2 separate regions of the Mus musculus genome follow, and region 1 is linked to region 2. The links are chromatin loops, found by intact Hi-C in ENCODE. Cell type or tissue: left cerebral cortex. All regions are shown on one strand. Each heading gives the region's core, and the rest is flanking DNA. Links, peaks and the distances in the headings are about the cores only.

The links. Peaks named below come from ENCODE experiments on the same cell type or tissue, not always from the same donor. Only the 100,000 strongest peaks of a DNase experiment are listed, where the experiment ranks them.
Region 1: it touches region 2 in a loop (2.4-fold over the local background); 10 of 42 quality-filtered maps call a loop at or near these places.

Annotation. Positions count from the first base shown.
Region 1 is chr4:128,799,357-128,815,136 of GRCm38, forward strand. Zfp362 (zinc finger protein 362) reads right to left here and starts at 6,756. Exons shown (of 9, transcript NM_001081098.1): 1 at 6,656-6,756. In left cerebral cortex, for the core only: a CTCF peak has its summit at 6,810; DNase peaks (open chromatin) are centred at 6,282, 6,801 and 7,634; H3K4me3 peaks cover 1,859 bases; H3K27ac peaks cover 1,125 bases.
Region 2 is chr4:128,848,237-128,864,016 of GRCm38, forward strand. No RefSeq gene overlaps it. Among named protein-coding and RNA genes, the nearest start is that of Gm33814, 20 kb to the right of the region's middle. In left cerebral cortex, for the core only: CTCF peaks have their summits at 10,209 (motif pointing left) and 10,864 (motif pointing left); a DNase peak (open chromatin) is centred at 10,187.

The DNA.
Region 1 (15,780 bases), core at 5,823-8,322, 52 kb before region 2:
GTCCCCAACCCTTCCTCCTCCCAGATACCTTTAGATGCTTTCCAAGTCTTTCTCACTTCCCTCCCAACCTCTCAAGAAAGATGCTGTGGACATTTCTGAAGTGTGGCACACTCCCAGGAAGATGTCTAGAACACACCTGAGCTAATGTATCAAAAGGCATCCTGCGGGGGATGGGGGGGGCGGGGCGGGGGGGTTACCCTGTCCTTCTTACAGATCTGCCCAGCTCCATAAACCCTGCCCCTGCCCTCCTGGTTCTCAGAGTGTTTCCTGATTTAGGGTCGGGCATGGTGCTCTGTGGTGAGGGCTGAGGGTACAGAAACCTCTGGCAAACCTTTCTGGGTCTCTGGGTCCTTCTCTAGGAAGTGAAGGGGCTCAACCAATCACAGCTGGGAAGGGATGGGCCTAGGTTGGAAGGGTGGCATTTACAGTCAAGAGAGCCCAGCTAGGCCTGGGCCTCTGGATCACAACAAAGCCCCGAGTTCAAAGTTGCCATCTGTAACTGGTGAGGGTAGAGAGTGTGTCACCGTACAGGCCACAGGGATGCAGCAAGGCCAGTACAGGTGAATAGGCATACGATTCCAGAATGGTGCCTAGCTCTGTGATATGCAGCCACTACACCTGCCGGTGATGGGCTCCTAAGGTCCGAGGAACCTTACACTCGTGTGCCAGTATCTGAGGTGCGGGAGCTTCCCTCAGCTCTTCTGACTACTCCCCACATCAGGGCTGCTCTGCTGACATGGACGAATCTGTCTTTCAAGATAGGTCCCAAACTAAGAACCCCAGCATGTGCTCATAACTCCTCCATGAAGTAGCCCCTTCCCCTCCCGTGTAGGCCGTCTGTGATCAGGCCAGGAAAGGCTCAGGCCTGAGTAAAGGCTAGCAAATGATATGGACCCCACGCAGAAGGACTGGGTGGCCACGTGGGTGGGCGGACCTGGGAAGACTTACTACGAAGGGGACTGAACTATCCCCAACCCTACCTGGTAGCTCACCCCCCCCCCCCAGGTTCTCAGTTCTACTGCCTTCTCTTGTTCATGGGTGACTCCACTTCTCCAAGCAGATCCAGGCAAGGGGTGGACACTGGCCCGAGGGAGTGCCATGGGATGCATGAAGACTCAGGGATGGCGGCAGAACAGATGACTATATGTGTATGACTGTGTATGTCTGAGTGGAATGGGGAGTCTACCCACCACAGCCAGGTGTCCCCCAACAGAGCCCCAGAATCTGGCTAACTAGACTATCCTCTGAGGCAGAGGTTCTCGGCCTTCCTAATGCTGTGACCCTTGAATACAGTCCCTCATGTTGTAGTGACCCCCAACCATGAAATTATTTTCGTTGCTACTTTGTGACTGAAATGTTGCTCCTGTTGTGAATGGTAATGCAAAGATTTGATACACAGGATAACTGATCTGTGACCCTGTGAAAGGGTTGTTCACACACCCACTAAGAGTCACAACCTACCGGTTGAGAACGGCTGCTCCGACAAGCCTGAAGCCTTTGCCTAAAGCTCAAATGGATACCTTTGCTGGTCACAATGGTGAGGCAAGAACCAACAGACTAAAGACTCCTTAGGCCTCAGAGCCAAGACTCTCAGCCTGTCTGTCACAGCTGATCTACTAGTGACACCACCTCGCTACTTGTCAAGTCTCTGAAGCCCACCTCTGCTCTGGGGTTCCAGAAAGCTCTCCTAACACCACAGCTGTTCCCAACACACATCTACAACACTTGGCTTCTTCAGTGTCGGGGAAATTTTCTGTGCTTCAGGACCATTGCTCCACGAGGGGGGGGCGGATGGTACTGAATGGGGCACAGCTACTCCCGCCAGGGCTTCTTGCTTCCCCTGAACCCCCAGGCAAAGGCTGGGCAGCCTGTTCAAACCTGATGATCAGAGAGGTAAAGAAAGCCTCAGGAGACACATACAGTCGTAGGCACAGAGCACCCCTCTTCCCTAACCCTGTAGTTTCCCCAATGAGTAAGAAGACATTGGCTGCATAAGCATCATCAGATGCCCACTACAGGAGCAGAACGCGGGTCTCATTTCCCTGAGGACATCAAGCCTCTCTAGGGACCCCAAGCAAGTGTCAGCATGGTGCTACAGAGACAGGAGTGGGGTGGGGTGGTGGGTGGGGTGCTTAGGTAATACTTAGCAGTCTCTGTGTACCCATTGATTCGTTCTTTCACATGTTCAATATTGTGCACCAAGACCACCAGACTGACCCAGTCAACACCCCCGGAAGCCGGCACTCTAGCTTGGCTTCCCACGGTCATTCACTGGAAGGTGCAGGAACTCTAAGTGTGTAAAGAAGAAACAGTGTCCCAGCAGTGACAGCCACCTGACTGCATGGGTGACAAGGGCTCTAGGGAGGGAGGGAGTTCTAGGAGAGAGAGAGCAGAAGCTCTTCAGTTAGGATGTGGGCAGGGGTCAGGTAAGGCTGGGCTTCCCCACAACTGTGGGATCCTAACCAGACCCAGCAGTGCTCCCACCTGGCACCAGACGCCCCTCAACTCCACAGAGATAAGCTCTCTGACTCCTCCATACCCATACTTCCTCAGCTGCAAAAGAGGATAACAGTGACAACTATATCTCCATATGCACAAAGCCTCAGAGAACATGGTCTGGCACAAAGTGACCACCCTCTGTTGCTCCCTAAACACATGGTGACAGTTCATGACAGGGTCATGGTCAAAGTGTCAAAGGTTCTGGGTGGGGGAAGCTGCTTGGGTTCTACCGTTCTGAGTCTGGGCCTGTGATCTAATCAATCCCACCACTGCCTAACAACAACCCCAAGATTCCCAGGGGAGGATGACAGACCTCGATGTGACATCACCTCCCAGGCACTGCCAGGACACCGAGGCTGCCACCACACCTGGCTCCACAGTCCCTCCTCACCTCTGCCGAAGTCCCGACCACACCTCACTGGAAGCCTGAGTGGCCCTTAAGCTGCTCTAGAACTTAAACATGTGCCCGGGGCAGACATGTGTTTGCTTAAACAAACAAGCAAATGAGAAGGTCTCAGATGCCCAGAGCCACAAAAGAAAATACGCAGGGGCTCATGTAACAGTGGGAAGCTATTTACAGCAGACGGTCAGCAAAGGCCCCTTTGAGGAGGTGATGTTCGATGGTGCCACGGGATCGGGGAAAAAAAAACATTCCAGGTCAGGGAAGGTGCGCAAAGAAGCTAGCGTGGCCAGAGGTGGTAAGATATAGGGGTAGGCAGGGCAGGGCTGGCGCGTGAAAGCAGAGGTTGAAAGGTGGGCAAGGCTGAAACTACAGAAGCCCCCCTCCCCCTCCCCATCCCCGTAGGCCAGAATTATTACTTATTTTTCTACTAAATTTCTACTACTTATTTTTCTTCTAAATGTTCAGGAAGCAGTGGAACTTTCAGCAGGGGGAGAAGGGGATTGTCAGGGTCCACAGATCACTTGGCATTCTGAAAACCCCCCCGCCATGGTTCACAGAGACAAGGCCTGGACTAGAAAAGTAAATGACGGTCCTTATGGGGCAGTGACCATGTCCTGAGCACATGCCCAGGACATGCCTGGCCGGGCGGGAGACCTCAGAGCCACTGTTATTATCTCCCCCCATCATGGTGAGATAAGGACAGCGCCCACTGTACAGGTGGAAGCTCACAGAGGTACAGGGCATGCTCAGAGATCTGAGACACAAATGCTAAAGAGCCTCTGATACTCTCAATCCCTAGGAACGTACCCGAAGCCTTGGCTTTTCTCCTCTGTTGGTATTCAAAAGTGCCAGGGTTACATTTGCATCTCATATCTGTCCAACCTGGGCTGGGGGGAGCTGGACTGATTGGATGGATGGAAGGATGGATGGACGGACGGACGGACGGACGGATGGTTGATGGGACAGACAGGACTACTGAACTGACCCATAGACTAAGAAGTGGACAGTGGAAGAACAAATGAATGGCCTAGTCACAAATGAGAGACTATACAAACAGTAAGAATACAGAGCAACAAGAGAAGAGGCAAGGAATGGCTGCCTAGGGAAGGGCAGGGCTAAGCTTGCTTTAGACAGAGGCCACAGCTTGCTCACACAGCAGTTTCTTCCCACCTAAGACCAAGCTGGCCTCTGTTTCCCAAGGTCACCGCAGACTATCCCTTAGCCCCTAGGGCCAACTTATCTAGTGTAGCCATTACCCGCCAGCCCCTGCACCAGCTAGCTCCCCTACACCCAGCCCAGTGTTTCACTCTCTCTCTCTGAGCATTTCACAGAAAAAAGGAGACAGGAGATCGGGGCTCCAGAACAAGCTAGGGCCAGACTTGGAGCCAGTGCTTTCCTCTCCGAGTCCAGATGACCTCCGGGGCCTTTTCATCTCTGACATTCTTTGGGGTGGGAGTAAGCCTCTGGATTTTTACACAGCCACTGGGGTCAGCAGAAGAATTTCAGACCAAAAACTAGAAGTTGGGAAAGGTCCTGCCCACAGCACCACCCACTTAGGAAAGGCCCACACAAGGAGTCTGCAGGCCATCCCTCCTCCGTCACTGCCCAGCCTCTCTAAGCCTCAGTTTCTTAATTTTAAAATGAGTTCAACTGCCCCCACCTGAACATCTGACCTCAACTCAGTTTTGGGGAGCGCCTGACATGGCTGTAGCCACATAGGACATGGTACACACTGTGACATTTGATTTCCTGAAATGTGATGATAATGGGGTCCAGGGGGAAAGGAAGGGGGCCACACTGTCTATTCCTGTTCAGTTTTGTCTGAAGCAAACCATGCTGGGGGTGAGAGCGCTCCAAAACAGAGAACCCAAACGTGGGTTCCAGTCTCAGCTCTCCTCTACTGGGCAGAGTAGTGACTCTTGGGCCTCAGTTTCTCCATCTAAAACCTTGTTGGTTCAGAACCGGGTGACCCAGGCATGCCTAGCTCTGCAGCTCAACGCTCTCAGGCCTTGTTCCCACTGGCTGCCCTTGGGGAGCTCACATTGGCCTGGTGAAGCCAGGACACCGCTCTGAAAGGAGACTTTTCCCTCCAGGAAATGGGGGGAGGGCCCTAGATAAGCACAAAGGCTCAGAGCATCCTCCTAGGACAGAGTCTCCCCCAAAAGGGGAAAAGACCACATTCAGATTTTATGGGCCTGGCCTCATACCACTCTGCTGCCTGTACAGTCACCAGCCAGTCCAGTCAGCCACTTCAGAAACTCAACTGATGTCCAATCAGGAGACTTCAAAGTGGCAGGCCGGGTGGCAGAAAGGAGTTAACACAAGCAGAGGACAGGCCCAGAACACAAGGGCCAGGCAGTCAGCTACTCCTATGTATATCGGGACCCACAGGAGCTGCAGGCCTGTACCCAGCTAAAAACCCACCACTAAGGACATTCATCAACAGAGGCCATCTCTGGAGGCTAAGAAGACCACCCATACCTGAAGGGGGTTCTTCCACTGCAATCAACCAGACTTGCCCCAAGAGGGGGCTACCAAAACTTCCTGTCCACCAAGGGGGCTCTGGCCACCCATGAAGGGGCAAGCCTCCCTCCATCTCCAACACACACACAGCTCCTAAAGGATCCACACTGCTGGAGGACAGGGTGGCAAGAAGGGTCATGTCCTCATGACAGGGATCTTAGCTCCAAACCCTGGGCCCACTTTATGCCCCTAGAGCCAGCCAACTCCCCCAAATCTGGGGCTACAATATAGTTCCTTACAATACCACTTTGATACAGAGCCTCGTCCAAACGACTCCTCCCAAAACCTCTCACCTCAGCCCTACACACACACACACACACACACACACACACACACACACACACACGACATCCCCACCCACGCAGTTCTGGGGAAACCGGCAGTTAACTTTTCCCAAAAACCCTGCAAAGGCGACTAGCTAGGTGGGAAGAAACAGAGAAATGGGCCCCCATATCCTTTCGCGGCATCTCAGGGCCCTCAGGGGAAGAAAAAAAAAATCTTAAAAAAAAAAAAAAGCAAGAAAGAAAAGAAAACTTTCAGAGTTAACTTTAAATTCCCAGCCCCCTCCCCCCAAATCACCCGGCAGCTTCTCTCCCCCTTATTTTTTCCTTTAAAGTGTAATTGTATTGTGTCTCACCTCCCCGAAAGGCTCCCGGCTCTCTCCAAAGAAAAGGAAAAAAGCCAACCCTTCGGGTGCCCCCTCTGCTTCCAGCCGCCTCTCCCACATTCTCAGACAGTTTTATTAAAATCTTCAGACAAAAGAAAAACAAAAATGGCAGCCTGGCTTATTTTTAAAACAGGACAGGGACGCCATATTCTGCAGATCTGCAAAAAAACGGAGAAATCCGGCACTGGCCGCTCCACCGGGCCGGCTGCAAAGTGCGCGAACCGCGCCGTTTGCAATCCGTTTATTTGCATTAAGCCCCATGAATCATTGTTTACCGGAGAATTGCAGCAGGTTTGAATAGCCCGGCTTAGGAAAACACACACGCACACACTCGGAGACGAACCCCAGACACGCCGCGGGAGACGCTGCCTACCCCGCGCGCGCAGCCGCCGCAGCCACGGCCGCCCCGGGGCCCGGCCCGAGGCACCGGCGACCCCCGGGCCCACGCAGCGCGGCCGCCCCGCGCTGACAGCGCTCGCGCCCGCCCGGCCCCCGCCCCGCAACTCGGCGCAACTTTCCCGCGGGCGGGCCCGCTCCCCCGCGCGCCCCGGGCCCGCACGGACCTGGCAGTGCTGGCGGCGCTCCGGGACGCGGCCGCAGCCCCGAGCCCGGCGGCCCGAGTAGGGCCGGGCTGGGGGCTCCCGGCTTCGGCGGTGGCGGCGGTGGCGGCGGCGCGCGGCTGGGGCTCGGTGCGGAGCGGCGCGCAAACCTTCCGGGTCGCCTGCTGTTCACTTCTGGGTTCTGCAGGCGCCGCGGCGGCGGAGGCCGGCTGTGCAGCCGCGCGGCCCCGGCGCGCTGGGCCCCGCGAGCGAGCCGCGTCCGGCCCCCCGCCTCTCGGCTGCGCAGCCCGCCCGGCCCCGGGGCTCCGGCGAGTGGGCAGCGCCCGGCGCTGGCGACGGCGAGGGGAGGGGGCCGGCGGGGCGGGGACGGGCCGCGCGCTGGGGGCCCCCGCTCGGCCCCGGGGCCTCGTCTCGCGCTCGCCGCCGCCGCCGCCAAGGAAAGTTGCGCGGCGCCCCCTGCCCGCGCCGCGCCGCGCCGGAGGCTGAGCCACAAAGGAACTCCGCGCCCCCCTCCGCCCGCCCGAGCCGCGCGGGGAGGGCACCGGCGCCCGGCCCTAGGACAGCCCCTTCCCCAGCACGGGGGCTCCCGGGGCCCGGGCGGCCGCGGCCATTGTCCCGCCCAGACTCCGCTCCCGGGTGGCGGTGGCCTGGGGACCCGGGACTGGCTGGTCACGCTGCTCTCGGGAGGGGTGGGGGTGTCCCTCCTTGGGAAATCGCAAGCTGGTGCAGACCCCCACGGTGCTCCCCCCCCCCCCCACACACACACCCGGTGACAAACGGCCAGGCTCAAGATCCCTGCTAAGATTTTGGTTATTTATTTCTGAAGAAAGGACGTGGGGGCGGGGTGGGGTGCAGAAGTTTGCACAAGCCAGGACACCGCTTCCCAACCCTAGGCCTGAGTCTCAGCGGTGGGGCGACCAGGAGCTGACAGCACTTCTAGAAAGTCTATCAGAGGTGGCACCGCCTGTCCCCCCAGCTCCAGACCTCAGAGCCATCTGCGCGACTCCTCCTCCCGCCTCACCCTCCCCAGCCAATCAGTCACCAAGTCCTCTTGATTCGGCCTCGCGGGCTGTGTCAACTTCTAAACTTCACTTCTACCTGAGGAGGCAGGCATTCCCGATTCCGAACCCGCTTAGATTTCTGTGGCACACTCTGCTGTCCACCTGCAGGCCTAGAGGATCAGGGCTGCCTCTGCCGTCCTAAGCATCCCAGAGAAGGAAGGACACAAAAAACCATCCTGCTTTCTGGGAAGTATAAGTTCATAGGCACGTGCGCTAGTTGGCTGGGAACACAGTTCTAAAAAGTGTGGACAAAGTCGCTGTCCTCGTGAGGATTCCAGTTTAGCACAGGATGTCACACATTGGGGAAGCTGGAGGGTGGGACCCACGGAGGTCGTTGGTTCCTTCTCAAAGCATCAAGCACACAATTCCGGGCATAGGGCAGAGGCACAATAAGCAAGCGGCAAAAATTAACTGGAATGATATGGTATTGACAACACAGAGAAGGCTACTCTCCTAGAGAGATAGGGGCTGTTTTCAGAACATGGCTCTGGGATGAGCCTGGAGAAGAGAGGAACACCTTTGTTCTGAAAACAAAAAGACTAGCCCAGAGTTGAGAAGGTTCTGTGAGGAAAAACACTGGCCAGCAATGGGAATGAAGCGAGAAATCACCCGTGTAGAAGAATCAAGAATCGAGGTGTGGGATGTGGGGCATGGGTTTTAGAGTGACTTCCTTCCAAATGCACAGTCAGAAAAGGAAGAAGAAAACAAATGAAGGGCACATCAGCAGCCATGAATCATGCTGACGGTGTGCACATTTGACGAGATGAAAAGCAAACCTTCCGGGGCTGGAGGCATGACTCTGCAGTTAGAATGCACTGGGCCTGAGGACCTGAGTTTGGTTTCTACCACCCAAGTCCTGTGGCTCACAACAGCCTGTAACTTTAGCTCCGGGGGATCCGATGCCCTCTTCTGGACTCCTGCAGAACCTTCTCTCATATATGCACAGACCCCCTCCCCTAGCATAATTAAAAACAATAAACATTCTTAACAAAAAAAAAAAAAAAAACCTTTAGGGGCTGGAGAGCTGGAGGGCTTGGTCAGCATTCATGGTTCTACAGTTTAGATTCCAGCATCCATGTTAAAGAGCCCATCATTGCCTGTAACTCCACCTCCAGGAGATCAGACACTCCCTTCTTGCCAGTCAGGGTCTCATCCAAAAGCCTCCATGGTGCAATGAAGGTGAAGGCCCCCCAGCGAGGTGGGATCCCGAGGCCCCTCCAGTCCAGTGAGGGGTCACCACTGGCCAGTCTCGCCCAACATGCTGGGGGTGGGGGTGGGGGTGGAGCATGAACGCACATGTTAGGACTCAAAAGATGCCTGGGCAGGGCAGAAGCCAGAGAAACTCTGGTGAAGGTGCAACCTCAGTTGCAATTGATGGCCCAGGACTGAAGGGCTCATGTAAAGGATTTGAGACTTGGCACCATGAAGAAAGCCTATGAGAGGGTATTGATGAAGCCTAGCTGCAGCAGAAGACCCCAGTGTATTGGAGATGCCAGTACCGTGGTATGATCACCAAGAACAGCAAAGGCAGTGGAATGGATCAACCTGAGCTTAGAGTGCTACAGAGTGCAGAGCTGGAAAAATGACCCTAGCTCTTTGGTGGAGCCCAGAAGATCATGTGTGGATCCCAGACATTGAAACAAGAAGCTGTGAAGCTGAAGTTGCCTTGGAGAACCCAAGCTATCTGAGATGCCAGAGTCATAGGATATCTGATGAGGAATGCTGCTAACAGAGAGTGTAGCCAGCCCAGGAAAAGAAGTTTGTTGCAGTCAACAAAGATGAAAAAGGAGTTGGAGAGCTGAAGACCATTTTGACCTCAGCCATGGGCGTGCAGAATTTGGAGTTTGCCCAGCTGGTTTCCTGTCTTGCTTTGGGGATTACAGTTAAGTGATTGGATGGATCTCAGAAGAGACTTTGAACTTTGGACTTTTAACATTGTTGAAACTGCTATAGACTATGGGGACTTTGGAAAGTGGACTAAATGTATTTTGCATTATGCAATGTTTAGGTATGGCCCCCATAGACTCATGTGTTTGAACAAGCCTATGGGGCCAGGGAGTGGAATGTGATGGTTTGTACATGCTTGGGTCAGGGAGTGGCACTATTAGGAAGTGTGGCCTTGTTAGAGTAGGTGTGTCACTGTGGGTGTGGGCTTAAGACCCTCATCCTAGCTGCCTGGAAGTCAGTCTTCCACTAGCAGCCTTCAGGTGAAGATGTAGAGCCCTCAGCTCTGCCTGCACCATGTCTGCCTGGATGCTGCCATGCTTCCACCTTGATGATCATGGACTGAGCTTCTAAATCTATACGCCAGCCCCAATTAAATGTCCTTTATAAGACTTGCTTTGGTCATGGTGTCTGTTCACAGCAGTAAAACCCTGCAAATGTGCATAGTCTCTCTCTCTCTCTCTCTCTCTCTCTCTCTCTCTGTCTCTTTCTCTCTCTCTCTCTCACGGTATTTTTCTTTATTTTTATTGTTTTTTATTTGCTGTGCATTGGTGCTTTGTCTGGTTTAGTATTTGTGTGAGTGCATCAGATCCCCTGGAACTGGAGTTACAGACAGTTCTGAGCTGCTATGGAGGTTCTGGGAGTTGATCCTTTGAAAGAACAGTCAGTGCTCTTAACCGCTGAACCATCGCTCCAGTCCCACATGATTTTATTTTAATGGCACATTTCCTCGGTGGTACTCTTTCTCACAAGGAAAAAGATATCAGGCACACTCCACTAGTGCTGAAACAAAATACCTAATTTCTCAGAACTGTCAAGATCATTAAAAAACAAAACAAAACAAAACCCAAAACAGGGAAGTCTGAAAGTCACAGGCTGGCAGAGCCTGAGGAGACAGGATGACTAAGTGTAATGTGATTGCCCTAGGTGAGGTATTGGAGCAGAAAAATAGGTGTTAAAGCAAAACCAAGAATCTCTAATCAAACTATAGAGTCAAATTAGTTATGTCAGTAAAACTATCTGCCAATAATTGTGGAAAACTGTATCACTTAGTCATAATATATTGATAATGAGGGAAGAATGGTGGGAGTATATAAGGGGAACCCTCTACTATATACTCCAAGTTTTGGTAAATATTAAAATAGCCCTTAAAAATAAATTCTAACTGGGTGTTGTGTTGCATATCTCAGGGAAAGAAATAGGAGGATCTCTGTGAATTTGGAGCTAACCTGATCTACAGGCCAACCAGAGCTACACAGTGAGACCCTGAATACATACATACACATACATCCATATTCACACACACACAATATACACACACATAATACATACACACACACACACACACACACACACACACACACACACAGTAAGCCTAAAAAGAAAACACCCTGAGTGTGCTAATTATGGCATTATTGAAAGGTTCAGCTTATCACTGCCCTGAATATCCTATGGTCCCCAAATGTAACTGTGAGGTCATCACTGGCACTCAGAAGAGCCCTAGAAAAGGCTTTAGGGCCAAAGTCTAAGGACACTGAAGGCACTGAGTGCGGAGCTGGGGCCTTTTGAGGGGATTTGTGTGCGCCCGGCTCCTCCCTACCTTGCGGGACTCCTCTCTGACCACCCACAAAGCGGTTTCAGCCAGCATGAGTGGCCATCCCACCCTCGCCATATCCCTTTTCGTATGTGGTTCCCTTCACCCAGGCTCAACTTCCATGGCCAGCTTCAACTCACCCTTCAGATTTTAGCCTAGCCATTTAAAAGCTATGAGGAGAGGTGAAGGCGCTGGACAGAGAGCTCAATGGTTAAGAGGACCCACCATGGGAGGCTCACAACTGCCTGCAACTTACAGACGATGCACATCCTCTCCGATTCCGCAACTTTTACCCTCCCTTAGGAAGCTCTCTGTGGCTGAGGCTGATCCTCTCCCCCTCCCGTGTCTCTAATGTGGACAGTGCAGCTCCTGACTAAATCCTACCTGCTCTGTAGATGTATTTGTTCCATAAATATGTGTTTAAGAAAAAAAAATTATCAGGATCGCACTGTGTAACCTGGCTAACCTGGAACTCTCTATGTAGATCAGACTGCTCTCAAACTTGCAGAAACCTGCCTGCCTCTGTCTCCTGAGTCCTGGGATTAAACGCACATACCCTCATGCCAGGCTAGGGTAATTTAATTGAGGAAGGAACCATGACTTATATTTTTAATAATTCAGCACACATTCCCCAAGTGCCAACTCAGGGGCCTCATTCAGGGCCCGAGGTTCTGGAGAGGCAGCAGAGGACAAACCCTGGTCCCCAGTCAGACGGAGCACAGTACTACCCAAACTGTACTATGGGAATTAAGAGCTCCAAACCTCAGGTATAGAACACAGAAGGAGAATGCTGCCGGCTTGTACCACCTGCCCACATGGGTCCCCTGCTCTAGTCATCGAGGACCTTAGACTGGCTAGTCACAGACATCTTTGAACAGTACCTACTGGAACTTAAGATTGTCTGAATGGCCAGAGCATGGGTTTTCTACTGCTCTTGCCTGGAAGTGACTCATATCATTCCTCACCATCCATTGGCCAAGACTAGTCACATGGCCTGTCCAACCGCAATAGAAGCTGGGAGATGGAGTTCCCGGTGAGGAAGCGCGGTGGCTATTCGTGATGTGAGTGAACTCTCCAAAAGTCTGCTCTCAGAGACAGGGCTCAGCAAAGAATTCCTTTACTGATTATTTATTTAGGGCTCATGAGCACTACAGAGGAGAGATCTGAAGTGCCGGGAGACAGAAGAGATCGTGGTGAACTCTCCAGAGGAAAAGGGATTTAAGCTGAAACCAGGAAGAGGGCGATTCTAGGAGAGAGACTGGCATGTAGAGGCCCAGAGCAAAGAAGAGCTTGCCACACGGAAGGGATAACAGACCTGCAACCAAACGAGGCAACCGTGACATGATTCAGAGGGATGGATGCTTCGTGTGGGCCCAGGGAGGAGAGGATTTAGGGTTTCGGTTTTATAGAAATAAGGCAACGTAGCAGTTCTATTATGGCCTTCTGTCTTCTGAGTATGGCATGGTGTTGCTGGCTTGAAACCACAGAAGCTGTGATCACACACATGCGACCCAAAGACTTTTCAAATAGAAGTGGGTAGGGAAGTTCACTGGAGCCTCAGCTGAGATTGAGACCCACCTGCTCCTGACCCCTCCAAGAGGCATGTAATCCTGCCTTAGCTGCATTTGGCCTTGGGAGGTGCTGTTTAGAGTTGCTAAAGGGTGGTGGTTAATTGGGATGGGCAGTCCAATAAAGCCCCCCCTTTTTAATTTATTTATTAAGAGCATCACCCATGGTGGAGAAGGGCTTTTCAGTGATGTGACTGTTTGGGGCTCACCTATGAGCCCTTCACCCACATTCCTGTAAGTTAGCCCCATCAGTTCTTTGTTTGCCAGACTCGAGTCACTTCAGTAGGATGGATTCTTTGGCCGGTTATTGGTGCCCGATCTGGATGAATGGAGGTTTCGTCGTTCACCTCTCCCTAGGAAAGATCACAGGCATGACTTCTGGTCCAAGTTCTATCAGAAGTGGTCATATAGTCACGGGAACAAACAGACCGGAATGGGACAAAGCGGGGAAGTAGGGGTACCAAATGGGGAGACTTTCAAAGTCTTCTTCACAAAGGATGAATCCAGCTTGGACCACGTGGTATTGGCGGAAGTGGAGACACTCTAATTCAGTGCAGGACAGGCGTGGGGGAAGCAAGAGGCTTCCCTGGTAGCCCACATTCTCGAGGGAGCCTGAGTAGTTAGTTCACTATTTAAAAAAAAATGTCTCGTGTGGGGTGTGTGTGGGAGTGGGTATGGGTGCCGCAGCACACGTGGAGGTCAGAGGTTAATCTCAGATGTAGGTCCTCACCTTCTACCTCTCTATGCCAGACTTGCCATCCTGCATGCTTACAGGAACTCTCCTGCCTCCCACCTCCTGTCTTATAGAAACATTGGATTACAGACGCTGTCTGTGTAGCTTTCTGTGGGCTCTAAGGATTTCACTTCAAGTCCTTCCACTTGCATGGTACATTAGTTGGAGTTCTCTAGAGGAACAGAACCTACAGGGTAAATATTGGGAGAGAATTTATTAGATTGGCTCACATAATATAGTTAGGTAGTCCAACAATATAGCTGTCTCGCACTGGAAAGGCAGACAGCTCAGTAGTTGCTCGGACTACAGGACTGGCTGCTTCAACAGTTCCAGTCTGGCACCGGCAGCCTAGAAGATTCCTGGAGAGCTGCTGGTCCTCCGTTCACCTTTGGAAGCCTGAAGAAGCCTGTTCTCATATCAGCGAAGGAACCAACTTCGGCAGAGACAGTTAGATGAAACTACCACCCACATTTGGAGCAGCTCTTTCCTCATCGATTATGACAATCAAGAGAACCCCACAGACATGCCCATGGGCCATCTCAATGTGGCCCACCACTCCCTGAGAACCTCTTCCCAGGGATTCTAGCTTGTGTTGAGTTGGCAATTAAAGATACCCATCACACGTGGCAAGCACTTTCCCCACTGAGCCATCACCCACCCCTCCACCCCCTCAGATCATTATTAAGCAGACATATCTTCAGAGTTTGGGATAATCCACAGTTGTATGTGAACTGAAGAAGAAAAGCTCTGCGCTGATTTACATGGCGAATTTGGGCCCCCAATCTAACGTTGGCCCTTACTGATCTCTGTCCTTAACTACCACCATTCCCACCTTGGCGTCTGTCTCCAGCCACTCATTATTTCATTTTCCCGCAAGGCTTTGCACACACAGTCCTCCTCTGCTCAGAATAGATGCTCCACCTAACCACACCCACAGTCTGTTCACCTAGGGAAACCCTTCTTCACCCTGTTGTCAGGGCCCGTAGCTTAATTCTAAGGACAGCCTTATACAACCTTGAGGTTGCTCTCGTAGCTTCATGAGACTCTCTTCTTTTTACACAACGATTCCAGCTATGATTCTGTCTTCAGATTCCTAATAGTTGACTCTGATATCAGATTGCAAACTCAATACTTCTGTGCTCGTTCATTTCATAAGAATGTAATGGGTATCAAAATTTTGAAGGTGAAAGGTGCTCTGAATGGATGAGCTGAAATCTGTAATCCAATATTTACTTGATGGGTGCAATGACTGGGGAGAGGGGAGACCCTGACGAGAGAGGTAGCTCACTGCCCTGTATGAGACAGGAGATCTCTTGCTCTGCTTGCTGCCCTTGCCTTGAAGTGATGTAAACATCTTCTGTCTCCTTAAGTACTTAGCAAAATGGACCCCACACACACTGTGGTCAGTCAGGTGGCACCAAATATCCTGGCTTGGCGCTTGGGAGTGGGGTGGGAAGACTGAGTGGGGAGTAAAGACAAGTAGAGATGTGCTGAGATCAGAAAGCAGGATGGAGAAGTGATCGGGATTTTGTAAATCACTGGGAACTGAAAATCTCTTGAGCACATTATTGGATTTCTACCAAGGTATGGAGGAAATTCTGGTTAAATATTATCCAAATCCGGAAGGCTGAGGAACCGGGGTTTGAACAGGAGGAAGGAATGTCCTGATTGGGCTTATATGACAGTCCAGAGGCCACCAGAAGTCTGTAACTCCAGCTCTGTAATTCAGCTTGGTTCTCACTTGCCCAGCGGTAAAGGCCTCCTTTTAGCTATCCTCCTGTCTCTGACATCAGGAAGACTGGGATCAGGGATTAAGATGAGTGGCGGGGGGGGGGGGGGGGGGGCAGACCAACAGAGCAGGGCCAGCAACAGGCCAGAGCCTCATCCAGACAGGGCAGGACACTGGACACTAGCTCCTGATACTGTTAAATCCCTGAGCTTGTCGGGGCATGTTATTTGGTGCATCTGGGCTTCAAGCTCTTCATGTGAGAATTGGCCAACAGAATAAGGACCAAGCTCCATCTCTGGTGAGAATACCAGGGCTCTGAGATTCAGCCCTGAGATTCTAGTATGTAAATGGGTATGGTAATCTCTCTTCAACAGGGCAGGGTGTCAGGATTAGAACACACCACCAAACGCCAAGCATTAGCTGTAAACAAGGCATCTATTGGGCTTTTGGTGGAAGAATTTGTCCAGAGAAGAGTGGGTACCTAGACCTATGCCAAGTA
Region 2 (15,780 bases), core at 8,871-11,370:
GCGGTTAACAGCACTGGCTACTCTTCCAGAAGACCTGGGTTCAAGTCCTAGCATTCACAGGACAGCTCATAACCATCTGTAACTCTAGTTTAGGACATCTGATGCTTTGTTTTTCTCCACAGGCACCAGGCATGCGTGTGTATGTGTAGGTGTACAGAACATGTTTAAACAATATGCTCATACACATAAAATAAAAATAAATTTTAATTTAAATATATGGTGCTGGAGAGATGGTTCATGGGGGCAGGGGAGAAAGCACTGGCTGCTCTTCCAGAGGACCCCGGTTCCCAGCACCCACATGGCAGCTCACAACTGTCCAACTCCAGGGTCCAAAACCCTCACACAACATACATATTTACATACATACATACATACATACATACATACAGGCAAAACACCAATGCACATAAAAAAAAAAAAAAAAAAAAAAAGCTGGGCATGATGGTCCACACCTTTAATCCCAGCACTCAGAATGCAAAGACAGGCAGATATCTGTGATCTTGAGGCCAGCCTGGTCTATAAATCGAGTTCAAGGACACCCAGGGCTCAACACAGAGAAACACTGTCTCAAAACAAAAACAAAAACAAAAACAAAGCCAAAAAACAACAACAAAACCCCAAACAAACATTAAAAAAAAAACCATGCCAATGAGATAAATAGCTGAATCTTCTTGAGCTGATGTGTAGGCTGCAATACCCTAGCTAAGCTTTAGAGTATGAATGTGCTGGGCCAGGTTCTCAGACACTCACCAAACCAGGTCAGGGCACGGGCTGTGCAGCCGAGGCTAGACCTGGGAACTGGAGATAGCCTGGGTAGACAAGGGTTCCAGGGAACTCACCAGGCTGAACCAGTATACTGGATGCATGGCTAGGGCTAGGCTAGGACAGGGCAGGCAGGAGAGGGTGTGGCCACCAGCCTGAGCTGGCACACAGGATGTGAAACTGAGGCTAGTGGTGAAGGTTGAGGGTGGCTGGGGCTTGTGAACTGGGAAGATAGAATCATCACTGTCTGTGAAGAAAACAGTGCCCAAAGGCACACTTGCAGAAGGCTAGCCAGGAATTGCTAGAAGGTGTGTGGAGTTTACGGTGATTTTCAGATATCCAGGTAGAGAGGTCTGATATTCCATGCTGGGAAGACATACAGAGGGAAGGCCAGGGCTGGAGACAATCAAAGCACAGATGGCTTTGAAAGGCCATGTAGGGGGCTGGCGAGATGGGTGTACAGGTAAAGGCACTTGCTCTCAAGTGTCTGACCTGAGTTCCATCCCTGAAATCTGCATGGTGGAAGGAAAGAAATAATTCCCAGAGTATCCTCTGACCTCCCCATGTGCACACTCACACACACACACACACACACACACATAACTGCAGTAAAGTTTGTTTTAAAAAGAAAGGTATGTAGAAGAGGATTTAGGAGTCAGCATAGAGGGGAAATGTGGCTACTGGGTTTGAAGTATGGCCTTCTGGGATGACTGTATTCCTTCTTCAGTGACAGAGGACCCAGGAGATGGAGCAGCCATTGGAGGGAGGGTGATGGTGTGTGTGCTGTGGGTGTGCTCGCTTTGAGGCAGAGAGTGGGCTGGGCACCTGGGTCAGAGACAGAGACAAGAGTGGGGAACCTGAGCCGGGCGTGGTGGCTCACGCCTTTAATCCCAGCACTCAGGAGGCAGAGGCAGGAAAAAAAGTGTGGGGAACTACAGAGAAGACGTAAAACTCGATGCAAAGGTGAGCACTTTCCCAAGTCCCAGAGCCAGGGCAAGCAGCTGTTGGCGCTGGTGTTCCAGAGCACACCAGGGAACCCCTCAGCAGTGTGCACTGTGGAGAAAACACATCAGAGAAGAACTGGAAAAGGCAGACCCTGCCTGCCCTGCCCAGGCTGGTCACCATCTGCGTCTCCAGGGTTCCTGAATGAGCGACTCTGGAGACACCTGAGAAGGGGTCAGACAGAACGGAGTTAGATCTGAGAAGCAGAGCGGGAAGTCAGAAAGCAACCCCTTCACAGCCTACGCCCAAGCACACAGCCTCCAATATAAAACAGTTTTATTTGAGAGTTTGTCTGTCTGTCTGTCTGTTTAGTAGCACTGGGGATTTCAGACAGGGCCTTATACACCCTAGCAAATGCTCTACCAGTGAGCCACATGCCCAGCCTGTCTTACTTTCTTTTATCTATCTATCTATCTATCTATCTATCTATCTATCTATCTATCTATCTATCTATCTATCTATCTATCTATCTAAGGTTTTTGGACAAGGTTTCACTAAGGTGCCCAGGTTGACTTTGGACTCCTCCATAGCCCAGGCAGGCCTTGAATTTGGGATTAATCTGCCTCAGCCTCCTGCATGGCTGATCCCTTCATTTGTCCACACAGCTGATCTATGTCGAGAAACTTTTAATCTTAAGGGGGAAAAGGAAAACTCAAAACACAGGAAAGTAGGCAATAAATACAATTTCTGTTTCTGCTGACATGGCATGTTACAGACTCTGAATAACATAGATGGAAATGTGTGTGTGTGTGTGTACATGTGTGTGTGTGCGTGCGTGTATGTGTCTGTGTGTGTCTGTGTGTGTGTGTGTGTGTATGTGTCTGTGTATGTGTGTGTGCATGTGTGTGTGTGTGTGTTTTTGTGTGCGTGTGCATGTGAAGGGGTATGCATGCACACATGTTACAGTGATCATTTTACATCTAAGTCAAAGGAGACAAAAATATAAATATATGAAGATATAGTATGCCAGAGGCTATGGTTTTAGAGCTTGTCGGGACTGGGGGAGGGGTGGGCAAGGAGATCTTGGTGAGTTTTCAGAGCAGAGTGGGCCACATAGAGAGTTCCAGGCCAGCCAGGGCTACTTAGTGAGATCCAGTCTCAACAGAAAGAGGAGGAGGAAAAGAAGGAGGGAAGAGGAAGAGAGAATACAGCAGGGATTGAGACAGGGTTCGAGACAGTGTTTTCTTGTAGGAGTCTGAAAGTCACACTGGTTCCATCGTCTTCCTCTGCCACGGTTTCTGTGGGGCATTCGGCCCTTGGTTCCATCAGAGACACTGTGAGATTTGATGCCTTCTGTCCTCTGGCTGCTCCTAACCTCTCCTTCAGGCTTCTCCTAACTACTCTGTTTTCTACGTTTCAGTGTCTCCCTACCTCAGTCTGAGCATTTTCTTTTGACCTATGTTGAGTCTGCTAATTCTTTCTCTACCTGTGTCCAATCTGCTGCCTGATCCACTTACTGAGTTTCAACTGCCATACTTGCTAGTTCTAGAATTCATTTTTACAATCTTCATCGTTTATGTTTTTCTTCTGAGACACCCCATCTTTTCGTTAAGTTATCAATCCCGTTAATCGCTATTATTATTATTTATTTGTTTGTTTATTTATTTATTTATTTATTTTTGGTTTTTCGAGACAGGGTTTCTCTGTATAGCCCTGGCTGTCCTGGAACTCAATCTGTAGACCAGGTTGGCCTCGAACTCAGAAATCCGTCTGCCTCTGCCTCCTGAGTGCTGGGATTGAAGGCGTGTGCCACCACGCCTGGCTTAATCGCTATTATCTTTAAAGTCTGATGATAGGGCCGATAGGATGGCTCAGTGGGCAGACACACTGGTCGAGCAAACCTTGAAACCTGACTTCAATCCCTGAAAGCCATACAAAGGTGGGAGCTGGAGAGATGGCTCAGTGGTCAAGAGCACTGGCTGCTCTTCCAGAGGACCAGGTTCCGTGCCTAGCTTTCACATGGGCCGCTCACAACAATCTGTAATTCTACTTCCAGGGCATCTGATACCCTCTTCTGGTCTCCAAGGATACCAGGCATGTAAGTGATATTCAGACACGCATGCAGGCGAAACACTCATATCCAAAAATTTAAAATTTTTAAATATTGTCTACTGACCTCCACACACTTGCTGGGTAGTACACACCCCCTCACCCACCACCACCACAAATCCCCACCACACAATAATTTTAAATTAAGAAATAAATAGTAAATGCCTAATCATGGTCACAATTTCCTGTGGAGATTTTTTTTTCCTCTCCTTGGGGTTTAGTCAATGTGTGTGTCTTTGCATGTGTGTGAGTCACACGTCTCATCACAGCAACAGCCCCTGAAAGAGCGACTTGAAAGAAGAAAAGATTTATTCTGTCTCAGGGTTTCAGAGTTTCAGCCCATGGCTGTTTCCACCATTGCTGACGGCCGGCAGTGAGGTATGACGCAGCTTGTCACTGACGCAGCAGCAAGAGGTGACAAGAGGTGACAAGAGGCGATAAGAGCAAGGTCGCTCACCTTGTAGCCAGGAAGCCTTTCTGCTCAGACAGAATTCTTTTTTCTTTACCTCTTGATCTACTGACTTTCATGCATGGTGCTGCCCAGTTTAGGATAGGCCTTTCCTCCTTGGTTGCTCTTCTCACTAAAAGCCCTACTAGACGCACCCGGAAGTGTGCGTCACTGATCTGCCAGGCACTTCCTCTCAGCACAGTCAGGCAACACAGATCAAGATGAAACACCACCAAGCTGGAGAGAGGGCTCCATCAGTAAACTGCTCTGCCGTACATTGTAAGGACCTGGGTTTGAGTTCCCAACACCATTTCAAAAGTTGGGGGCCCTGTCACATGCCTATAATCTCATCAGTGAGGAAGCAGAGAGAGCAAGACCTCTGAAGCTTGCTGACTAGCAGCCTGCCTGAGAAAAAGATCTCATCTCAAAAAATAAAAAATAAGGTGGAGTGCAAATGAGGAAGACATCCGATATCAACTTCTGGCTTCCATATACACGTGGACACAAACATGCACAATCTCTCTCTCTCTCTCTCTCTCTCTCTCTCTCTCTCTCTCTCTCGTGTATGTGTGTGTTTCACACACTTGCACACAACCATTACAAGGTGTTTAGTGGGGTTTTTTTTTCTTCATTAAAACTGGTCATCATGCATGAAAAAAATGTAGCAATACTTTGATGTTCCACCTCACCTGCTTCTTCTCAGGGGAGGATATGCGTTTGCTTCACGTGGGCCGTGGAGGCGGCCAGCTCACCTCAGTGAACCCACACAGATACAGAGCTGCCTTTTAGACTATGGCTCAATGACTAGTCCGTCTGAGTCACTCACGATCATCTACCGTGACTAGTGCCACGATGGAGGTCAACGTGGTGTTGTCAGAGCGAGGGCTGTGGGGTGGGCCTGGGAGTGGGTTCTGTCTGAGCCAGGACACTACAGGAAGAAGATCTCTTTCAGAGTGACACCCGAGTGAAGGCTCCCTCTGACAACAGCAGCCATTCAAAGATACAGATCATTCCAGACAGCGAGCTAGCGATACAAGTGGCCTCATAAAGAAGGCAACTTTCCTTCTTTAAAGCCTTGGCAACGAGTGTCGATCTCATTTCAAATGCAGTGGGAAGTTATTAAAGAACTCTGACCAAGGGGGTGATGTAATCTGATTGGTGTGTTTGAAAGATCACTCTGGCAGAAAGACCAGAAAGGCTGCCTGGAATCCTCCTGGTGAGAGAGGGCTGACCTGGACTAGGAGACCGGGCAAATGAAGACGAGTAGAATCTGGACTGGACTGTGGAAGATAGTAGAAGGGTTTGTGTTTTAACACAAGCCCAAAACAGAGACACCATGTCTGGTGATTAGATTTGGGGTTGGTGAGGAGGAAAAAGAAGTGCTTAAGAGAGCCGGGTGTGGTGGCGCACGCCTTTAATCCCAGCACTCAGGAGGCAGAGGCAGGTGGATTTCTGAGTTTGAGGCCAGCCTGGTCTACAAAGTGAGTTCCAGGACAGCCAGGGCTACACAGAGAAACCCTGTCTTGAAAAAAGAAAAAAAAAAAAGGAAGAAGAAGTGCTTAATCGATTGAGTGATGGTAGAGCCACTGCCAAGATGGGGCATGGGAAAGGCATAGGTTCAAGGAATAGAAGCCAAGAATTCAATGGAGAAGCCATTTACCTGTTACACAGGTGGCATTAATTCTGTGTCCTTTGGTTGCAAGTAGCAACCAAAAGCACCTAACCAAAATGACCTAAGCAAAAATGAGAGCTTATTGGCTGACACTGTTGAGAATCAGAAGCTCGTGAGTAAGTTGAAGCAGGGGCTGTAACTGTGGTAGACACATAGACTCGGGGCTCTTGTCACCAAGGATATTAGTGATTTTCCTATTGCTGTAATCAAACACAGTTACCAAGGCAACTTACTGTTGTTGTTATTATCATCATCATCACCACCACCACCATCACCATCATCACCATCATGGTTTTTTGAGGCAGAGTTTCTCCCTATAGACCTGGCTGGCCTTGAACTCAGAGATCTGCCTCTGCCTCCTGAGTGAGGATCAAAGGTGTGCACCACCACTCTCCCTTACTGTGCACACAGTGTGACTATCTGTCTTAGTTTGAGTTTTATTGCTGTGAAGAGACACCATGACCATGGCAGCTCTTATAAAGAAAAGCATTCCATTGAGACTGGCTTACAGTTTCAGAGGTTCAGTCCATCATCATCAGGGCAGGAAGCATGGCAGCAGGCAGGCAGACATGGTGCTGGAGGAGGAGCTGAGAGTTCTACATCTTGATCCACAGGCAGCAGAAGGAGACTGTGAGCCACACTGGGTGTAGCTTGAGACCTCAAAGCCCATCTCCCACACTGACACACTTCCTCCAACAAGGCCACACGTCCTAATAGCGCCACTCCCTACGTGCCAAGCACTCAAACACAGGAGTCTATGGGGGCCCTACCTATGCAAACCACCACACCACCTACCTCATAAATCTGCTGCTTGATTTTCCTAGCCATGATGAGCTGAACCCTCAAACCTCGAGCCAGAGTAACTCCCCCTTTCTTGTGTTGCTTTGTCGGGCATTTTGTTACAGGGGCAAGAAAGGTAACTCGTACCCCAACCAAGGGCAAGATAAGCTGAGACCGTGAGATATTAACTTATGGCTCCAGGAACAGACTGGACACACCATAAGCTTCAGACATCAGTCTCACTGAAGCCCCAGTGTGGAGAAGCGGAACGTGGGTCAGCCTTGGAGCTGGATGGTGAGTTTGTAGATCTGATCTGGGACTCTGAGGTTTGCCAGACACCTGATGTAGGTGTGTTCTTTATCCTCTCTGAGCCTCACTGTGAACCAGGGGTTAAATATATACACTGGGTGGATTTCGACAATTAAAAATGATCTTAGGCCAGGCATGGCGACACATGCCTTTACCACAGTACTCAGGAGGGAGGCAGGGTCAAGGCGGTTCAAGGCTAGTCTGGTCTACAGAGTGAGTTCCAGGACAAACAGGTCTGAATATGCAACCCTGTCTAAAACATGCAAGCACACACACACACACACACACACACACACACACACACACACATCACTTCAACCAATAAATACCCTGATGCTGTGTTTTGATAAAGGGAGACATGACAGAGTCAGAACCAACCCAATGAGTTGATCTGCAAGAGCCAACAAGGAGGAGGAAGCCGGGGTGGACCCTGGCAGCAGGGAGGAAAGGCCAGCTCATGCAAAGGGCAGGAATGCCTAAGGCTCTCTGCCAATTCCACCTCAAAGCTGGCCTTGGCCCAAGCCTGCCTGATGAGGGCCCTTCCAGGCTCCCCACCCGTAGTCAGGACAGGTCTCAGCTCGTACCCCACTCCTCTGCCTGTAGCTGGGGTTTGCTGTAGCCCCACACATTCCTTTAGAATTGATAAGATTCTGAAAGCCACACCCTCTGCCCACTACCTTCTGGAGCTAGATAGGGGTGAGGCACTCAACCTTCCCCTCCACCCTACAGGCCAGCTGCTGGCAACCGATCCCACTCCATGTACATACATGCCACTCTTTCCTCATAGGCTTAAAGAACCCCCAGAGGGCCTCTGCCCATCTTGTGCTGACCCTGCCCCAGCTATTTTGTGGGGCTCCCCTCCTCAATCCCCACCACGCACCCATCGGCTTCATTCTTCCCCGCCCTGTGTGTGCTGGCTTCTTTTTATGTCATGTTGACATAAGCTGAGGTCTTCTGGGAAGGAGTCTTCATTCAGAACACACCTACGGGTCTGTAGGCAAGTCTGTGGGAGTTTTTCCTGATCGCTGATCAGTGTGAGAAGGCCAAGCTCACTGTGGCAGGTGCCATCTCTGGATAGACAGTTCTGGGGTGTAAAAGAAAGCAGACTAAGCAAGCTACCTGGAGCAAGCCACTAAGTGCCACTCTTCTGTTTCGGTTCCTGCCTTGAATTCCTGCCCCTGCTTTCCTGGATAATGGATTACAAGCTATAAACGGAACTAAACACTTTTCTCCCCAAATTGCTTTTGGTCATGGTGTTTATCACAGCAATAGAAACCATAACTAAGATATCATGAAGTCCATAAGTTAAAAAAACTTGCAGGTATGTGCAGCCTTGGGAAGACCATGGCTTGAGGGGTGAACAAAGGCACCCCAAACCCTCAGACATTCTTCATCTTTATTGTGGCTCATGGATACCAGGTATCCCGGGTCTCTGAAGGAAGCTTGCAATGTTTTTTTTTTAATATTTTTTTAAAGATTTATTTATTTTATGTATATGAGTTCACTGTAGCTGTCTTCAGACACACCAGAAGAGGGCATCAGATCCCATTACTGATGGTTGTGAGCCACCATGTGGTTGCTGGGAATTGAACTCAGGTCCTCTGGGAGTTAGTGCTCTTAACCCGCTGAGCCATCTCTCCAGCCCCTTGCAATGGTTTTTTATGAGTGTCGATGGTGGTCCAGATAGCCAGACTCCCAAGGCCTCTTCTCTCACCTTCCTAGACCTCTTCCAATCAGTGGCACCTTCATGCACACCAAGATGCCCGATATTGGGTACAGAACAACCAGTGTTATGGGGGTCCCAGAGGACAGGTCTTGCCTTCTGGAGTGAGTAGAGGACTTTGACTTATTACTGTGACCTGGAGCAAGCAGCAGAAACCTGCACATTTCTGTCACCTCACCTGGCAGTCACCTAGGAGAGATGGTAGACCTATCAATCACCTAAGTGGGATTTGATGAAAGAATGTTCTGGAAGAGCTAAGTAGGAGGCGAACAGCATAGCAGCTGTCTGTAAACAGCAGTAGTTGCTGTCATTATCAATATAAGCAAGAGAACAGGAGTCTAGATCCGTTCAGGCCTGGGATGGAGGGGAGGGAGCTGCAGCCACACCCTCCCTCCCCTACTCTGTGGGGAGCCCTGAGGAATGAGTTACTTCTCAGCTGCTGGCCCCTGCCCCCACAAGGCCCACATATCATTCCAGCCAGCCCTTCTCTGCTGCCACACTGGTGAGTCTAGTAACTCTGAGGCAAGTGTCTCAATGTCCCTTGAGCACAGTTGCCATTCCTCTGTGTTCCCTTCATGAGCCAAGTGAGGGCCCCCTTGGGCCTGCCTTACTCCTAGCCTGAGGGAGAGGCAGGGTTACCCTAGCTAGAAAATGGCTCCCCATCCCTCTATCAGACCTGGAGTGTAGCAGTGTTGGGGGAACAGCAGGGAAGACAAAGGAAGGAGACGACCCCTCCCCTTGCTCTGAATTAGTCTTAGATAACTCTTGTTCCAGGGCAGGAGTGGCCTTAGGGTCTGTGGACCTAGAGATGAGGCTGCGAGGGACTGGACACCCCTAGAGTTTCAAACTGAGCCTGGTGCTTTCAGACTTCCATCTTTTTTTGGCAAAACTGCTGTCCACTGGGCCCCCAGGTAGAACATCCGGCAGCCCGTCAGAATCTGACCATTAGATCCCGATGGTCCCTCGCTCCCAAGCCTCTCCCATAGTGTGGGTCCTCACAGGCCTACTAACCTGCACTGTTTAACTGTTTAGCCCACAGGGAGTCTGTTTAGACACAGAAGCCTCAAATCTAGTCAGGCTGGGAAGGAGCACTGCCTCACCTCCACAGCAGAAGCTGATGCGTCTAGGCTCCAGCTCTCTCTCTCTCTCTCTCTCTCTCCCTCTCCCTCTCCCTCTCCCTCTCCCTCTCCCTCTCCCTCTCCCTCTCCCTCTCCCTCTCCCTCTCCCTCTCCCTCTCCCTCTCCCTCTCCCTCTCCCTCTCCCTCTCCCTCTCCCTCTCCCTCTCCCTCTCCCTCTCCCTCCCCCCCCCCTCTCTCTCTCTCTCATACACACACACACACACACACACACACACACACACACACACACACACACACACACACACACAGATGCAGGTCCCTCTGATCTGAAAGTGAATCTTGCCCACTGCTGCCCTCCACTGGCCAGAGACAGAGTTGCTTCAGTCTCTTGGGAATCTGACTTCCAGACATATGGTTTGCCTCAAGGGACCCTAAGATACCTGATACTCTAAAGTTAAATCCTTAATAAACAAAGAGCTCTTAAAAAGCAGTAGGATGGAACATCTCTGCACATGCTTTTAATCCCAGCACTTGAGGGGCAGAGGCAGGAGAATGTCTGTGAATTCCAGGCCAGCCAGGACTACACAGATAAATCCAAAAGAAAAATGAAAGCAGGTAATAGACATAGTTCATTGGCTCATGCTTACATTCTTCCAGTCCCTCACCCACCCCCACCCACCCCCGCTCTCGTTTTCTCTCTCTGTCTCTGTCTCTCCCCCTCCCCACTCTGTGTGTGTGTGTGTGTGTGTGTGTGTGTGTGTGTTCAGGTCTGAGTCCAACTCAGCACTTGAGAGGCAGAGGCAGGACAATCTCTGGCATACATCTCCACACATCATGCACACATATAACAATAAACGAGTAAGTAAGTAAATGGTGGATTGACTAGGGCTGGAGAGATAGCACAGCAGTTGGGAACACTAATTCTCTTGCAGAGACCCTGAGTTTGATTCCCAGCATCTTCTTGAGGTTGCTCCCAATTGTGAATAACGCCAGCTTCAGGGGATCCAGCGCCCTCTGCTGGCCTCTGCTGGCACTGCACTCACATGCACATACCCACACACAGACATGCATACATGGGTAATTAAAATAGAAATATTTCCCAAAAAATGCCAAAAGACTCAGTGGACCATGGAAAGGGGACATGGAGTTGGGAAGGAGAACTGACACAAGGAGGGTATGGGAGGAGTTGGAGTGGCGGGGGTTGATATGAACCAAATACATTGTATGCATATTATGAAATTCTCAATGAAATTTTAAAATGCCAATGGAGGGACAGCAGAATGTCCCCACAGGTAAAGGAGCCATGGAATCTGATGACCTGAGTTTGATTCTCAAGGCCCATGTAGTTAAAGGAGAGAAATGACTCCAGCAAGCAGTCTTTTGACGTCCGCATTTGTGCTTGCTTCATACACACACACACACACACACACACACTAAATAAAAATATTTTAAAAGGTTTTTTAATGAAAGAGGAAAGACATTTAAAGATGTTCATTGTGGCAGTGTTGAGAATCTTACACAAGAAAGTAGAAGCCACTCGACATAAAGCTGTAAACCCGTTGTGACGGTGCATACATCCAATCCCAGCACTTGGCAGGCTGAGACAGGAGGATCATGAATTCAACCTTGGCTACACACAGAGACACTCTCTCAAAATCAAAAAAAAATCACAGTCTAAGGTGCTGGGGATCACAATATGAAGGAGATGTAATCTACCTAGCTCCTGTTATATTTTTTCATCATTTCACATTTAATTTATGTTTCTTAATACTAAAACTGAGTTTCTTTTAAATAGCATATACTTTTTAAATCTTAAAAATTTTCAAAAGTCAGTCCCTCTTTTTAAAAAATTATTCAATCTGAATGTCTCTGCTTTTAGATTGAAGTCTTTAGGCCTTTTGCATTTAATATAATTTTACTATTTTGTTTCTACCTGTTATTTTTATAAAGATCTATTTATTTGTATGTGTGTGTGTCTAAGTGTGTGCACATATTTATATGCAGGTCTGAATGTGCCTGTGCACACTCACAAGGCCAGAAGAGAGCACTAACTGTTCTCTTCAGTCTCTCTCCATCCCTGAGTCGGGCTCTCTCCCTGAACCTGAGGCTTGCACGTTCCTGGCTAGGCTGGAAGCCCAGAGGACCCAGTGACCTTTCTGTCTCCGTCTCCGTCTCCCTGGGTCACAGGCCTGTGCAGGATGTCTGGCTTGCTATGTAGACGTCAGACTTCCAACTCCAGTTCTCACGATTCCACAGCAATCTCTCTTAGCCAGCCAGCCTTCTCTCTGGTCCCTCCTCTTGTCCTCTGTTCCCCTTTCTCTTTTTCTGACTTCTCTGGGCTTTCTATAATTATATTAGATGTTATGTGTTGGCTTCCTAGTTAGGTCAGTGTGATTCTAGGAGTTGCTTTATGTATACACTATATACATTAGCACCACAGCGATATCATACCGCTTATCAGGAGTGTAAGAACTAGGGGGTGGCTGCTCTTCCAGAGGACCCAGGTTCAATTCTCAGCACCTACATGGTGGCTCATAATTGTAACTCCAGTTTCAAGGGCTCTGATGATCTGATGCCCTCTAATGGCCTCTATGGACAGTATACACACACACACACACACACACACACACACACACACACGTGTGTGCGCGCGCGCGCGCAATGAGAGACACAGAGAGAGACAGAGACAGAAAGAAAGAGAGAGCTAAAAATAAATTTAAAGAGTGTAAAAGTGCATGACAGTGTGCCCCCCTGTGCCCCACTGTGCCCCAATGGCTTCTGAGCTGCTGACACATATCTTTTCTCGACTTAGAACACTGCAGTCATCAAGCATTATTATGCAACTTTGAATAGTTCATTGTATTTTAAAGTGATTTAAGTAACTGGAGCCGTTCTATTTTGCCCACACAGTTATTACTTCCGTTGGCTTATTATTTCTTTATGTGGATCTAGCATCCCATATTCTCCTGTTTGAACAACTTCCTTTAACATTTCCTGTAGGGAAGTATTCTCATGTACAAAGCACTAGGGTGCCGTTCCCCAGCACCATAGACACAGAGACAAAAATAATTAAATAAGTAAAATATGAAGATAACTAGAATTTTCCTCCTTTTTATTATCTAGTGATTTTTATATGATGCTAGGTGTTGTCAATTTCATTTGCCTTCTTGGGTACTGGATTTTTTTTTTATGCTATAAACGTTGGCTTTATTCTAAACCTGGTTGAGTGATTTAGGAATAATTTGGTTCTTTCTGACTTGCTCTTATCATGTTTGCCAGGATCAGCATTTAAACACAAGGTAATTTCCCTGTTGCTGAGGCCCAAGAATTCTGAGACTTTCTGCTCTGGCTGGTAGGCACGGCGGGCACTCTCCTCGGTGGGTGACCTCAGTAGTCAGTACTACAGAGCCTGCTCTCTGTGTTTCTCGGTCCTACCGACTGCTTCCCCAGCCTCCTTGGAGCCCCAGCTCTGTCTCCTCATCTCAGGAAGGCATCCAAGGCCCAGCGTGGGCTGTCATCTGGCTGGAGTCTTGCTCTAGGTCTTCAGCAGGTGCACGGGGTGGCTCTCATCTGGCGTGTCTCACTGCCCTTTGCTCCCGAGTGTCCGGGATTCATCATCTACGTATTTTATTCCGGCTTAGTTGTTCCAGGTGGAGACATAAATCTACTTCCTGTGATTTCATCCTGGCAGGAAGAGAATTCTTCCCTTTGTAAGGCTAGCGACCTTAAAAAAATCTTTTTATCGATTCTTTGTTAATTTCATATCTTGCAACCTAGTCCCTCTCATCTCCCGGTCCCCTCATATCTGCCTGCGAAACTTGTAACCTTCTCCCCTAAAAGAAAGAGACATAAACATAAACAAAGTATAGCGATCATCTCATTGTGGACGCTGTAGTGTGTCACAGTGTGTCCCACAGTACATCCCTCTGTCCACACATCTTCTCTTGCAAATGTCCACTGTGGTGAGTCATTGGTCTGGTTTGAGATCTCTGGCTCCGGTGACACCATCAATATGGGATCCTCACCGGGAGTCCTCCTGGTCATCCTGTTGTTGCCCTGTGTCACGGAGATCCTGCAGTTTTGGATCAACCGAACTGGCCCTTTCATGAGGCCCAACCTTTAGCAGATGATAAAGATTTTGGAGTTGCCCAATTCAGAACCTTAGATCTGGACCTGGGTGGTAGCTGAGCTGGACCAGGACTAGTTATCTAGCCACCAATGTCACCACCGGCAGGAGGTAGGGTCAGCTCCCCGGCTCTCAAGCCTTCTGGATGGTTCACCCGCACCCACACCTCCAGAGCCAGCACCATTGTGCTGCCCAGTCAAAGTAAAGGGCCCACTCTCCTAAGTGCTGCAGCTTTCGAGGGGCTGGTTCTCACATCCCTAAGGGCTGGCTCGCAGGCGTCTTTGCATGGAGTGCTAGCTCCACTTTTGCCCGGGGAAGGTGAAGGGACTGCTCTTCCCAGAGTACAGCCAGTGAGGGGGCAGGGCTAGCATTCTGCTCCCAATGCCCTTAGGGCCAGCTCTCAAGACTAAACGCAGGTGGCAAGGGGGAGGGGGAAGGGCATCGCCCCCCACCCACACCAGAGTGGTGGGGTTCGCTCTCTGTGCTCTCTCCCTTGCCCCTTCGCAGCACCTGCACCCGCTCCGCCAGGGCCAGTTCTACTGTGCGGCCCAAGCAAGGTGCAGGGCCGGCTCTCCTAAGTGCTGCAACTGTCAAGGGGCAGGGCCTTAGTGACTTTTTACTAACATTCATCCTTCATAAATTATTTAAGCAAATGTTTAAATATTACATTTAAATGAAAAGCGAACATCACTTTTTAGTAAACCATGGATAACCATCGAGTCCATGTCTAATTGACAGTCTCTTTGTCTTCAAAGGCCAGCTGGCTGAATGTAGGGTTGTAATTGTCCTGTGGCCACTTGGAAGCTGTGAGAACATTGGCATCTTTCGCTGCTGCTGAAAAATTGGCTTCAAACGATATTCCACAAATATCGTTTATTTGTGGGCGTTTCTTTTCTGTAGGGTTTCCATGCCTTCTCCTTTGTCTTTATTGTTTTGTAATTTCTCTCCAACATGTCCAGGAATGGAATTTTTCCCTTACTCAGAACACATTGTGTCTTTTCATTCCGGAGGCTTCTTTGTCTTCACTTACAGAAAATTCTTTACCTGTCTTTCTTCAAATGCTGCTCCTCGCTATGGATTCTTTCCGAAGCTACCAATCTACTGGTCTTATATAGCTGCAGCTTCTCGCCCTTTGCTTCTACCTCTCTCTCCTGTTTTCTATTCGTCTGCAAGACTGGCTCCAAGCTAGAGGAATCTTTTAAAGGATTATTTATTTTTATGTAATGAGAATTTTGCCCACATATATGTCTGTGCACCACATCTGTATAGTGCCTGTGCAAGGGGTGTCTGATCCCCTGGGCCTGAAGTTAACAATGATTGTTAGCCTCCATTTAGATGCTGGGACTTGAACCCAGGTCTTCCGGAGGAGCAGACAGTGCTCTCAATCTCCAGCCTCATGAGTGGATGTCTGTGCTAAGAACAGCAACCTCAATCTTTCTAGTACCCTCAGGAGCAGCTTGCTAGGTGATCTCCATCTTTCAGATGAGAAACATCGAAACACAAAGAGGTGTTCAAATACACCTTAGGCTGGGAACACTACGGAGTCAGCAAGCTAGAGTTGCGTGTGTATTCACTTATATGCATGTGTGACAACAGTGGTTGAAGAAGAGGCAGCCATGATTTTGGAGGAATCATGGCAGGGTGGGTGGGCAAGGGAAGGGTAGGCAGAAGAGGGAAATAATGTTATTATATGCTAGCTAGATACAAATCATTAAATTAAAACTACATGCGATTTCCTTTTGGACATTTCCACTTCAGAGAGGCAGGAGAGATGGCTCTGCAGTAAGAAGAGCAGTGGTTGCTCTTCTAGAGGGCCCAGGTTCAAGTACC